Regions from separate parts of the Homo sapiens genome. Here regions 1 and 3 are each linked to region 2. The links are chromatin contacts, found by Hi-C in ENCODE. All regions are on one chromosome and are shown on one strand. Each heading gives the region's core, a stretch centred on a gene start or an enhancer-like site at or near the end of the contact. The rest is flanking DNA. Distances are from core to core; before and after follow the strand shown. Region 1 holds the start of CLASP2 (cytoplasmic linker associated protein 2). Region 2 holds the start of CNOT10 (CCR4-NOT transcription complex subunit 10). Region 3 holds the start of PDCD6IP-DT (PDCD6IP divergent transcript).

Region 1 (3,644 bases), core at 18-2,517, 1.0 Mb after region 2:
AACTACTAACGACTACGGGGCAAGTTAAATACAAAATATTTACCTGGCCTCCCAACGCGGCTACATTACACCCTGCCTACCACCAACTCTTCAGAAAGGCTCATTCTTTCTCGCACCTCATCTTTGTAACTTTTTCCCCCCCAGCATTAGCCTATCTACTAAGACACATCAACCTAAAATCGTATCCTAATGTCCTATCTGTTGGTCTGGGTAGTGTTTACACAGGTGAACACAAATGTCGAAGTCTTTCACTGATTTTTTTTTCAAAATAAGTGATCAACATTGTGTCCTAGTAACTCCGCAACGTGTCACGGAATCGCTGAATTTGTCATTGTCCACAAGTGTAGAAAAATGTGGTCACAAGTCAGTCCTCGGCTCGCGTACGAAGAGGCGGTCTGCCCAGTGGGGACGCGGGACCCCCCTGTTTCCCCTATTTTTATTTATTTTTTACTTTTTTTGAGACAGAGTCTCACTCTGTCGCCCAGGCTGGAGTGCAGTGGCTCGATCTCGGCTCACTGCAACCTCTGCCTGCTAGATTCAAGCGATTCTCCTGCCTCAGCCTCCTGGGTAGCTGGGATTACAGGCGCCCGCCACCACGCCCGGCTAATTTTTGTATTTTTAGTAGAGACGGGGTTGCACCATGTTGGTCAGGCTGGTCTCGAACTCCTGACCTCGTGATCCGCCCGCCTGTGCTTCCCAAAGTGTGTTTCCCCTCTTAAGCAGTGGTTCGGACGGGAGCTTTCCCGGCCCGGCGCTCGCGTCCGGGATTAAAGGGCTGCCGCGGAGGGCGTGACCAGCCCAGCCTCGCCGCCGTCGCTTACCCGGTAGTTGCTCGAACCCACCCAGCCGGTGAGCGCGTCGACTGTCTTGCCTAGGCGGCCCAGGTCCTCCTCCAGGTCCGAGATGGCGCCGGGGGCGCCAAGGTAGAGCAGGAGCTCCTGGCCGACCTGCAGCCGGCCGCCGACGTCCTTCTGCTGCACCTGGGCGCAGAAGTACTCCATGCTGCGGGGCTCCATGGCTGCGGCCGCCCGCCCGCCTGCCAGTCTGTGAGCGGCCAACTTTCGCCGAGAGCCGCCCAGCCTCCAGTGCGGGTCCCCGCGGGAGCGGGCGGGACTCACTTAGCCCGCCAGGGGCGCGGCTTGCGGGGCGCAGCGGGCGGCGGGAGGAACGCCAAGCGCCCAGCCGCCCCCAAACTAGTCAAACTCGGCGCCCCCCGATCCCCAGCCCGCTTCAGAGGCCGCGGCCGCGGGCGACGTCAGCACGCGCGTGACGTCAGCACGACGCCGGCGAGGGCCCTCCAGTCCGGCTAGCGTTTTGCTGCGGAGGTGGTGGAGGTGGCTGCGGAAACCGCTGGGAGCGATAGGACCTCTAGGGAGACTTGGGGTCCGAGTTGGGCCGAGCCCCCTGGGAGGCGGGCCGTTCTTTGCTAGCCGCTGTCAGGGCACCCTGCCCTCGCCCTGTGAAATGTGGAACGTTTCCAAGTTTGCCTCCACTTGTATTCAACACTTAGGAAAGTACTTGGCATCCCCCTTTCCCGCCCCCACTGCCGGTTTAAAAAAAAAAAAAAAAAAGAATACACTCCTGACTTCTGCTTCCAGCCACCACCACAGTCACTGTGTAATACTTAAAAAAACAAAACAAAACAAAACTTAGGTTTGCCTAAAGTAAAACGCACAGATTTTCAGCGTACACTTCATGAGTTTCGGCAAATGTATTCACCCGTGGAACCGCCACCCCAGTGAGGGTACAGCACGTTTCCAACACCCCAGGAAGTCCCAGGACACTTCCCAATTATCTGCTCTTCCCTAGGCAATTCTAATTTGATTTCTAGCATGGTAACATAGTTTTCCCTGTTCCTGAACTTCATACAGTCTGTGCTTCTTTGGAGTCTGGTTTCTTTTAGCATAACGTTTGGGGTCCATCCAGCGCTGTTGGTGTCTCAGAAGTCCATTCCTTTTTATTGCTTTCCATTCTGTGGAATCACTACCATTTGTCGATCCATTCACTTGTTGGTAGATATTTGGGTTGTTTCCTATTTTTTATAATTATGAATAAAGCTGCTACAACGGTTAGTGCACAAGTTTTTGTGTGGATATATTTTCTTCTCTCATGGGTAAATAAATACCAAGGACTGGCATTACTAGGTCTTGTAAGTTGTATGTTTAACTTTAGAAGAACCTGCCAAATTGTTTACCAAAGTGACTGGATCATATTAAATCCCCACCAGCAATGCTTGAGAGTTCCAGTTGCTCCACAATATTTGATATGGTCAGGGTTATTAGTTTTAGCCATTCTGGTGGGGGTAAAGTTGTCTAATACATTCCAAAAGCACACTGTGTTTATCTTCTTGACAATTATTCCCAATCACAACAAAATGATTATTTATGTAATATCTTTCTCTTCTAATACACAGAAAGCTCCAGGAACCTTTGTGTTTTCCTAGGGTGGTGCCTAGCAAATAATGGGTGGCCAATTTAAGTTAAATGAGTGAATGAATTCAACAAAAATTGATATTTGAAATATTCACAATAACTAAGAATAAACAAACTCAAAATTCAAAGAAATTGACTGTTTTCTGTGTTCTTTTTTCAGTATTTCTGTGTTTCACATTGTATTGAGTTTGTAAAGTTTCTTCCATCTTTAATTGGTTGTAATTTCCCTCAGACTATGCCTCAATCAAGTAAACTATGTGTGATGGTTAATTTTATGTGTCAACTTGACTGGGGCAAGAGATGCCCAAATAGCTGGCAAAACATTATTTCTGAGTGTGTCTGTGAGAGAGTTTATGGAAGAGATTATCATTTGAATTGGTGAGCTGAGTAAAGCAGATGGCCCTTCCCAATGTCAGTGGACATCATCCAATTCGTTGAGGCCTGAACAGAACACAAGTGTGGAGAAAGGCCAAATTCACTCTCTCTGCTCGATCGGAAACATCCATCTTTTCCTGCTCTCAAAGATGGGTGCTCCTGGTTCTCAAACTTTAGTATTCAGACAGAAACTTATATCATCAGTCCTCCAATTCTCAGGCCTCCAGACTAGGACTGTATTACACCACCAGGTTTCCTGGTTCTCCAGCTTGCAAACAGCAGACATGAGACTTCTTGCCTCCCTTAACCGTGTGAGCCAATTCCTATAATAATTATCCTCTCATTAGGCCAAGTGCAGTGGTTCACACTTGTAATCCCGGCACTTTGGGAGACTGAGGTGGAAGGATCGCTTAAGCCCAGGAGTTCAAGACCAGCCTGGGCAACAAAGTGAGACCTTGTCTCTCCAAAAATAAAATCAATAAATTAGCCAAGCATGGTGGTGCACACCTGTGGTCCCAGCTACATGGGAGGCTGAGGCAAGAGGATCACTTGAGCCCAGGAGGTCGAGGCTGCAGTGAGCTGTGTTTGTGCCACTTCACTCCAGCCTGGGTGACAGAGCAAGACCCTGTCTCAAAAAAAAAATTAAAAAATTAAAAAAAATGATTCTCCACATATCTATCTACCGGTTCTGTTTCTCTGGAGAACCCTGACTAATACATTATGGTAACTATTCCTTGGGTTTGAGTGTCCAAAGGTTCTGTTCTTAAAGGGTTGCAGAAAGATATAAAAAGAGGATCCTATCCAGAAGAACTTTACACTGTAATTGCTGGTGACCAG
Region 2 (4,186 bases), core at 1,228-3,727:
TCCTAATTCCTTTTCATTAAGAGGCTCCCTACTACACTTCAGGTGTGCCTTTTTATTATTTTTTATTCTTTATTTTATTTATTTATTTATTTATTTTTGAGATAGACTTTTGCTCTTGTTGGCCAGGCTGCAGTGCAATGGCACGACCTCGGCTCACTGCAACCTCTGCCTCCCGGGTTCAAACAATTCTCCTGCCTCAGCCTGCCAAGTAGCTGGGATTACAGGCACCCGCCACAACGCCCGGCTAATTTTTGTATTTTTTTTTAGTAGAGACGGGGTTTCACCATGTTGGCCAGGCTGATCTCAAACTCCTGATCTCAGGTAATCTGCCTGCCTCGGCCTCCCAAAGTGCTGGGATTACAGGCATTAGCCACCGTGCCCGGCCAGGTATGCCTTTGCCCAGCCAGGTATGCCTTTTTATGGTGGGCACATATTCATCAAAAGTCATACTAGAGTAATCATATTGGCCCTATTCAAAATAGATAAAATATCCAAATGCCCAACAATAAAATGAATACATAAATTAAGGAATATTCACATAATGTAACATTATAATATATAACAATGAGAAACAAATACAACTTCATTCAACAATGTCAATGAATCTCATACTATCGAGCAAAAGAAGCTAGACCCTAAAAAATATATTGTATAATGTATATACATTAAGTTTAAAAGCAGGTGAAGCTAATCCATAGTGTTAAATGTCAGCATAATGATTATCTTTGTGGAGAGATGGGAAGAGGCATGAGGGGAACTCCCAGATATGGGTAAAGCTCTGCCCTTTCTCTGGGTGCTAGTTATATGTATGTGTTGAGTTGATGAAAAGTCAATACACTGTACTTATGATTCATGCACTTTTCTTTGTGTATGTTAGCCTGAATTAAAAAGTTTAAGAAAAAACAAATACTTTTTTTTTTTTTTGAGACAGAGTCTCACTCTGTTGCCCAGGCTGGAGTGCAGTGGGGCAATCTTGGCTCACTGCAATCTCCGCCTCCCGGATTCAAGGGATTCTCCTGCCTGAGCCTCCCAAGTAGCTGGGATTACAGGTGCACACCACCACGCCCAGCTAATTTTTGTATTTTTAGTAGAGACGGGGTTTCACCATGTTGGCCAGGCTGGTCACAAACTCCTGACCTCAAGTGATCCACTTGCCTTGGCCTCCCAAAGTGCTGGGATTGCAGGTGTGAGCCACCACGCCCGGCCAAAAACAAATACTTTTTTAAAAGAAAGTTTAAAACAAAAGTTAAAAAAAAAGAAAAAAACAGGTACAAACCTGAAAAATCTCCCAATTAACAAAGCTGGGACAATTTTAGCAACAAAATAATGTAGTATTGGAATGTAACCATTATAAGATAAACATCCATGAGTCCATACTGATATAAATAGCTAAGTGAGGGAGAAGAGGCAAACTTCCCTTGGGGAAGATAATTTATGTACATACTCCCCACTGCAGGAGGTAGAGCTTAAATACCCCGCCTTCCCACCTTGAGTGTGGGTTGCATTTATTGACTTGGTTCCAAAGTAGTGTGGAAGGGTAGGAGGAGTAATTGCACAGTAGAGAAAACTGGCAAGCACTACCTTAGAGAGGTAATCAAGGTTAACATGATCAGTGATGTCATTTTGACAGCATGTACCCTTGATTCTATGTGATGAGAACAGCCAGTCACCTTGTGGTCTTCCTCCTAAACACCCAAAACCCCAGTCTAACCATGAGAAAAATATTGGCCAAACCCAAATTGAGGCACATTCCACCAAATATCTGAGGAGTAACTCTTCAAAACTGTCAAGGTCATCAAAAACAAGAAGAATCTGAGAAACTGCCACAGCCAAAAATAGCCTAAGACGACATAATGAATAAATGCAATATGGTGTCCTGGACAGGATCCTGGAACAACAACAAAAAAAGGACATTGAAAGAAAGCTGGTAAATGTGAATAAAATGTGTAGTTTAGTGAGTAATAGTGCGCCAATCAAACTGGTTTCTTAGATGTGATCAACGTAACATAGTAAAATAATTAAGATGTTCACAATAGGAGAAACTAGGTGAGGAGACAGGAACTCTAGGTGTCATCTTTGCAACTTTTCTGCACAACTACAACTATTCTAAAATAAAAGGCGTTTCTTTTTAAACGGGAATCCTCAACAGCGCCTCTCTCATGGGGTTGCAAGAAATCAATGAGATAGTACAGACCAAGTGCAGGGCTCAGTGCTTAGCACATAAATGTCAGATGTGGTTATTGTAATATTATGTAACATTGAGGGACAAAAGCTCTGACACCTCGGTGTTTTAATTAGAGTAAGCAAAGGACAGACGCGCGTACGTCCCACCGCGTCAGCCCTGTGAACATCCAGAGGTTCCAGCCAGAGTACGTCCGGCCGGAGGCGGGGCGCGGAGGGGACGTCGGCGTGGGGCGGGGCCAGTAGCAGTTCCCACGCCGGCGCTCCAGGCGCGGCAGGCTGCCGCCCCCGGAAGTAGTGGGTACCGGGACGCCGTGAGGCGGAAGCTGTGTATGGCGGGAGGCTGTGGCGGTCCCTTGGTGGGGAAGCTGTTGCTGTTGCTAGACGACGGGAACTAGCTCTCGTCACTTCCTCAGCCCGCCGTCTGCCCACTCCTCTAGCCGGAACCTGGGGGCCCGGAGCCGGGGTAGGCACAGAGTTGTCCTCGGAGGTCCAGGACAGCGGCCAGCCCGGCGGCGGGAGTCAGGGCCACGCCACCTGCAGGGAAGAACCCGAGTCGAAGCGGGAAGATGGCTGCAGACAAGCCTGCAGGTAGGGCGCCAATGTCCCGAGCGACGAGACGGCGGGACGTGCGGGGCCGGGCGGACCCTGAACTCGGAGGCGGCGGGGCCCGGGGTGGGGACTCCAGGGCGACTTGAATTTGGGCGTGCATTTCTTTACCCCATCCTCTGTCTCGGCTGTCGCTAACATGAGTCTTCGGGCCCCGGGTCCAATAGTTGTTTTACTCAAGTGCAGTATTTGAAGTCGCCACTGGCCGCCTTTGCCCTGCTCTTCAGAATAACTCCGGCCCAAAAAGCTTAAATGTATTTTGCCGCTTCGCAGAATTTTCCGCTTCTTCGTGGGAAAAGCAGACAAGAGAAAGTCACCCTGGAGCACACATCTGCCTATAATATCGCGTGGCTGAGGCTGGGATTCACCTGGGCTGTTTTGACCACATGTGGCTTCCTCTGGTCATTGACTCCTGTGAAATTAACTTTGTAAAAACCACTTTTTTTTTTCTTGATAGAGACGGGCGGGGGTCTCGCTATGGTGCCCAGGCTGATCTCGAACTTCTGGGCCCAAGCGATCCTTCCGCCTTGGCCTCTCAAAGTAAACCACTTATTTAAAAAGGCATAAAATCCTATTGTCTCTCTACAGTCTGTGCTCCTAAAATCTTGCATTTGGTACTTAATTGCTCTAGTTCCTCGAAATTACTTAATCTCAATGGTTTTCTTTATGGATTATTGCTCCCATTCCTAGAATCTTCCACATTAAGGAATATAAAATTATTTCCTGACCTTGTCCGGAATGTTTCCCGCAAGAAATTCATATTCTTTGTGGCATCCAGGTTTTATTGGAAAGAACTTAAGTGACAGGATTTAAAAGTGATGGAACTTAAAATTTTTACAGTGAATTTAATTTAAAATTAAAGAAAAACTCAGTGTGCTGTGGATTTTAGTAGGTTCTGGTCACAATAACTGACAAATGAACTTCACTTGGAAATTAAGCCAATTCTATTTTAGGTACAGAGGAATAAAAATCATTAGAGGATCTCTTCAATAATCTAAGAAGAAAAACAACAGAACAAAGGCCTTGAGAGGGTATAAGGAATGTGCTGTGAAATTTTGGATAGGTTGTTCAGGGAAGGCCTCTGGTGAGATGATATTTGAGCAGAGATATGTAAGAAGTGAGGGAATGAGCCATAAGAAATGAGGAAAGGTGGATGAGGGAGAGACTATTAGACAGGAAAACGGCATGGCCTGTCCAAGGCTGGACCAGGGGACCAACATCTTCCTCCTTATTTTAGAATAGTGTCTGTGTTCCCCACATTTACCATTCCTACTTGCTCATACCATTGCGCTTGCCCGAAATCACCCTTTTAGACCTAAAGCCCATCCAGTTTTCAAATCCTCAGTCATAAAGCCTTCTACTTGTTCATTTATTCATTCGCAAAGATTGAGTGTTG
Region 3 (4,208 bases), core at 496-2,995, 1.1 Mb after region 2:
TAAAGCGGGTGGATCACTTGAGGCCAGGAGTTCGAGACCAGCCGGGCCAACATCGCGAAATCCAGTCTCTATTAAAAATACAAAAATTAGCCAGGCATGTGGTGTGCACCTGTAGTCCCAGCTACTCAGAAGGCTGAGGCAGGAGAATAGCTTGAACCTGGGAGGTGGAGGTTGCAGTGGGCTGAGATTGTGCCACTGCACTCCAGCCTGGGTGACAGAGTGAGACTCTTTCTAAAAAAAAAAAAATTGTGGTAAAATAAACTTTTACTATAATGAAAGTAGTCTATGTGCTGCAAAAGTTACAATGAAAAAGATAGGCAAACACAAAGAAAAAAATACACATTTCCACTTCCAAAGATTACCAATACTAACACCTTAGGGTATAAGCCCACTATTTTTTTAGTTGTACATAAATACATATATGTGCATTTTTAAACCAAAATGAGATGCTGTAACATACTATTTCGTGACTTGCTCTTTTCAGTTAATGATCTTTTCCATGGCAATACAGTTCTATTTTATCCAATACTCAGTCCATCTACATTCATATTTCTTTAATGGTCCTGAAAATGCATTTTATAGACAGTCTGTTCAAACCAGGATCCAATTCAAACTGTTATGTCCCTTAAATTTCTTTTCATAAAGCAGTTGCTTTTATCATGACAAATTGTTGAAGAGATGGGCCAGTTATCCTGCAGAATGTTTCACCTTCTGGATCTGTCTAGTTACTTCCTCTGGCATCATTTAGTTTGTTCATCTATCTGTTGTATTTTTTATAAACTGTGTTAGATGCAAAGGCTTGACAGATTCAAGTTAAATATTTTTGCCTGGAATATACCATGATGATACTGTATACTACATCCCATCAAAAGACAAACTATCCGATTGAGCTACAACGTGGCCTTTAAAAAATGTAAATTATAAGTGTATATAGCTTCCTCTGCATTTATTATACAATACTAAACAAATTCTTCAACTTGGACAACAAGTTTCTGAATGATTTGATGCCTGCTTACTCATCCAACTTTATTCCATCCCATTCTATTTGTTTTTAAAGGTCTTGTCACATGTTTCGTTTCTAGTCCTGAAACATGGTTAAGTGCTTGCCTCCTAGGGCCTCTGCCGCAGGCTTTTGGTTTGGAGGCTCTCCTTTGCCACTCCACCCCTCTCCACTCTTCTCCTCTTCTGATATCAAGCATCTTCTCAAATTACAGGTGTCGTTTTTAATTTATTTAAAATTTTGTTCTTTCTACAAAACAGCAACCAGAGACACAGGTTCATTTTCAGTTAACCTACTCGGAGAAAACCTACTTTATCTTATTTAAATTAGGGTCCTCCAAGCGATCTTAACATCTCCTAAGTCCCAAGCACCCTGTTTTTTTCCTGATACTTTTTCCGTTTACCTTAAGGTCTGTGTCAACCTGACAGTAAGCTGCACGATGGCAGGGGTCTTGCCTACTAGGTTCCCTGTGCACAGCAGCCCGTCAACAGTAGTTGAATAAACATCATAGGTCACAATAACCCTGGGACTGCCTCTTGGGGAGGTAGCCGCAAACTCTCGCAGGTGGCAGTGACACCAGTACTTCTCCGGGGGGTTGTTCGAGTGGAGGAATACTCTTACGTGAAAGTGCTCAGTACACCACTGCGGCAGGAAGGAGGAAGGGAAGAATTCCAGATGGGGAGAAAGTAATATTTTGCAGCACAGTACAGGGTAAACTGGGTCCAGGTGGGCGTAGCCGCCGCGACACCTTCACGTGACCGCGGACAGCTTAAGGACCCCGCATCCAGTGCGCCTGCGCTGGAGCTCCCGGAAGTTGCCGGACCCGGAACGCAGGCGGAGCGCAAGTCTGTCAGCCAGTCAGTCCGCCAGTCCGCCAGCCCAGTACCTCTCTCTCCTCGGCCCTCGTAAGCTGTCCGCGGTCTGTTTGGCCCGAACGGCGGCGGAGGCGCTGATCATGGCGACATTCATCTCGGTGCAGCTGAAAAAGACCTCAGAGGTGGACCTGGCCAAGCCGCTGGTGAAGTTCATCCAGCAGACTTACCCAAGCGGCGGGGAAGAGCAGGCCCAGTACTGCCGCGCGGCGGAGGAGCTCAGCAAGCTGCGCCGCGCCGCAGTCGGTCGTCCGCTGGACAAGCACGAGGGCGCGCTCGAGACGCTCCTGAGGTGGGCGCGGGGCTGGGAGTGGGTAGGTTGTCTGCCAGCCGTCGCTCGCCGCTCCTCTTCCCGTCTCCCCCCTTCCTTCAATCCTGTAACCTGGGCGGAGCCGCCCCGTCCCGGCCTGACCAGGCGCGTAGGTGTGGTCTGCATTCTTTGCTGGTGAGCAGGACCCGCCCTGCAGGCCCGCTGTGACTGCCCGCTTGTCCTGCCTGCACGTCTGCTCTAGCCCTTGGTCGGCGAGGGCTCCGTGGATCAGATACCTGGGAGCAGCAGTCTGCCCTGTACTGATCTCTTTTGCCACATTTACTTAGAACTAGTCTTCACTTTTTTGGGTCTCTAACTGAAGCTTCCCCTTTCGCCCCATTTTTCCATCACTGTCTTTCTTGGGCCACATTTTGATTTCATAATAGTAGTTGCTTGAAGGCAGTGGGGGAAGTGGGGGAATTGGGACACTGGACCAAATGTCTGATCAGCTCATCACATTGTCCACATGAAATGGACCGTCTTCCTCAGTTCAAAATAATCAAATGATAGATGGAGAATTCTGAAAGTTAGGAGCTACAACTATTTGAAATAAAACTCTAGTTACATAGTTGAACCGTTCAAGGTAGGTTGTTTAAAAGCAGTTTGTTCACAAACAGATATATACACAGTAGAGTAAATTTGTTATTTTAGCAAACGCTTATTTAGCTCATGCTGATTTAATGAGGGTTCCTTTCATGATACTTAATAGTTATAAGAACATTTTTTACGATTTTATAGTTAAACATTTCTTTTGCATACCTTGTTAATCTCGTTTTCTCCGTATAGTATATTCTACTTGTTTCACAGGAGAATCACAATTGTATTCCAATCCAAGTAGCAGAAACCCAGGCTAAACTAGCTTGAGCTAAGAAAAGACTTATTCTGCCGGGCGCGGTGGCTCACGCCTGTAATCCCAGCACTTTGGGAGGCCGAGGCGGGCGGATCACGAGGTCAGGAGATCGACACCATCCTGGCTAGCACGGTGAAACCCCATCTCTACTAAAAATACAACAAATTAGCCGGGCGTGGTGGCGGGTGCCTGTAGTCCCAGCTACTCGGGAGGCTGAGGCAGGAGAATGGTGTGAACCTGGGAGACGGAGCTTGCAGTGAGCCGAGATCGCGCCACTGCACTCCAGCCTGGGCGACAGAGTGAGACTCCATCTCAAAAAAAAAAAAAAAAAAAAAAAAAAGTAAGACTTATTCTGCTAACTGAAAAGTCTAGGGATATTCCTTCCTTAGCTTTAGGTATCACTGGAGATCGTCTTGCCTCCGTGATGCTTCCCTCGAAAGCTTTGTTCATGTATTGAGAGGGATGGCTGTAGTGTAATAACAATCGTCCGCAACACTCAGTATCTTACAGAAGGGAGTGCTTTTCTCCTTAGCTCTGGTGGAAGTCCATGGGAGGCTCCTGGGTTTGTTTGCACCCATTTATGATGGTGGGAAATGGGCTAAGTTAATTGCCCTTATCTGAGTCATCCAGCCGGTTTAATTTCTCCTTACCCCATGGATCAAAGCAAGATGAGTCCGGACTGGGGAAGGGTTGGTTCTCCGAAGGAAGGGGTACTGAATAGATTGCTCAGAGGAATTAAGACCCCTTGGTGTCAAATTTTAGAGCTACAACTGTTGGGCTGCAAGGATCATTAGTCTAATAGCATAAGCATTTTTTTTAAAGTTAACCTAGAAATACTTAGCCATTCTTTAGAATTAACATAATTAAACAATTTCAAGGTAATTTTTATGTAGGCATGAATAGCATTCAGTGAGGATTTTCCATTAGTAATATTAAGAAAACATAGTTGTGGTATAATGAGCCCTGTGATAAAAATCTTGTTGAATATATCAAATTTGGTTCCAGCCCTCAGATTTGGGGTCTTCAGAAGCACTTGGTGCATGGGTTTTAAGCTAACAGACATGGGAGGTTGGTGGATAATGGTTTGGATACGGTTCTCCTGTCAACTTTAAAACTTAATTCATTTGTTCCTTCCTTTATTCTTTTTACCAGACTTAAATGTGTGAACTGTTCCTA

Evidence for each region. A loop is a pair of places that touch in the nucleus more often than their neighbours do. Pooled maps may share reads with other maps.
Region 1: a loop to region 2 is called in a map of B cell, with 13 times the contacts of the local background. The contact joins the promoter of CLASP2 here to the promoter of CNOT10 in region 2. A Hi-C loop is called at or near these places in 4 of 168 maps with a recorded cell type or tissue (B cell, CD8-positive, alpha-beta T cell and naive thymus-derived CD4-positive, alpha-beta T cell) and 12 of 50 pooled maps.
Region 3: a map of CD8-positive, alpha-beta T cell shows a loop between it and region 2 (3-fold over the local background). The contact joins the promoter of PDCD6IP-DT here to the promoter of CNOT10 in region 2. A Hi-C loop is called at or near these places in 2 of 168 maps with a recorded cell type or tissue (CD8-positive, alpha-beta T cell and naive thymus-derived CD4-positive, alpha-beta T cell), 3 of 37 single-sample maps with no recorded cell type and 18 of 50 pooled maps.

Annotation. Positions count from the first base shown.
Region 1 is chr3:33,716,987-33,720,630 of GRCh38, forward strand. CLASP2 (cytoplasmic linker associated protein 2) reads right to left here and starts at 1,268. Exons shown (of 39, transcript NM_001365631.1): 1 at 822-1,268. The coding sequence starts at 1,016. RefSeq lists a silencer at 1,000-1,339 and an enhancer at 1,540-1,629.
Region 2 is chr3:32,682,711-32,686,896 of GRCh38, forward strand. It overlaps CNOT10 (CCR4-NOT transcription complex subunit 10), which reads left to right and starts at 2,478. Exons shown (of 19, transcript NM_015442.3): 1 at 2,478-2,772. The coding sequence starts at 2,751. RefSeq lists a silencer at 2,279-2,588.
Region 3 is chr3:33,796,774-33,800,981 of GRCh38, forward strand. PDCD6IP-DT (PDCD6IP divergent transcript) reads right to left here and starts at 1,746. Exons shown (of 2, transcript NR_183731.1): 1 at 1,622-1,746; 2 at 1-1,249. PDCD6IP (programmed cell death 6 interacting protein) reads left to right here and starts at 1,857. Exons shown (of 18, transcript NM_013374.6): 1 at 1,857-2,164. The coding sequence starts at 1,956. RefSeq lists enhancers at 1,724-2,073, 2,020-2,553.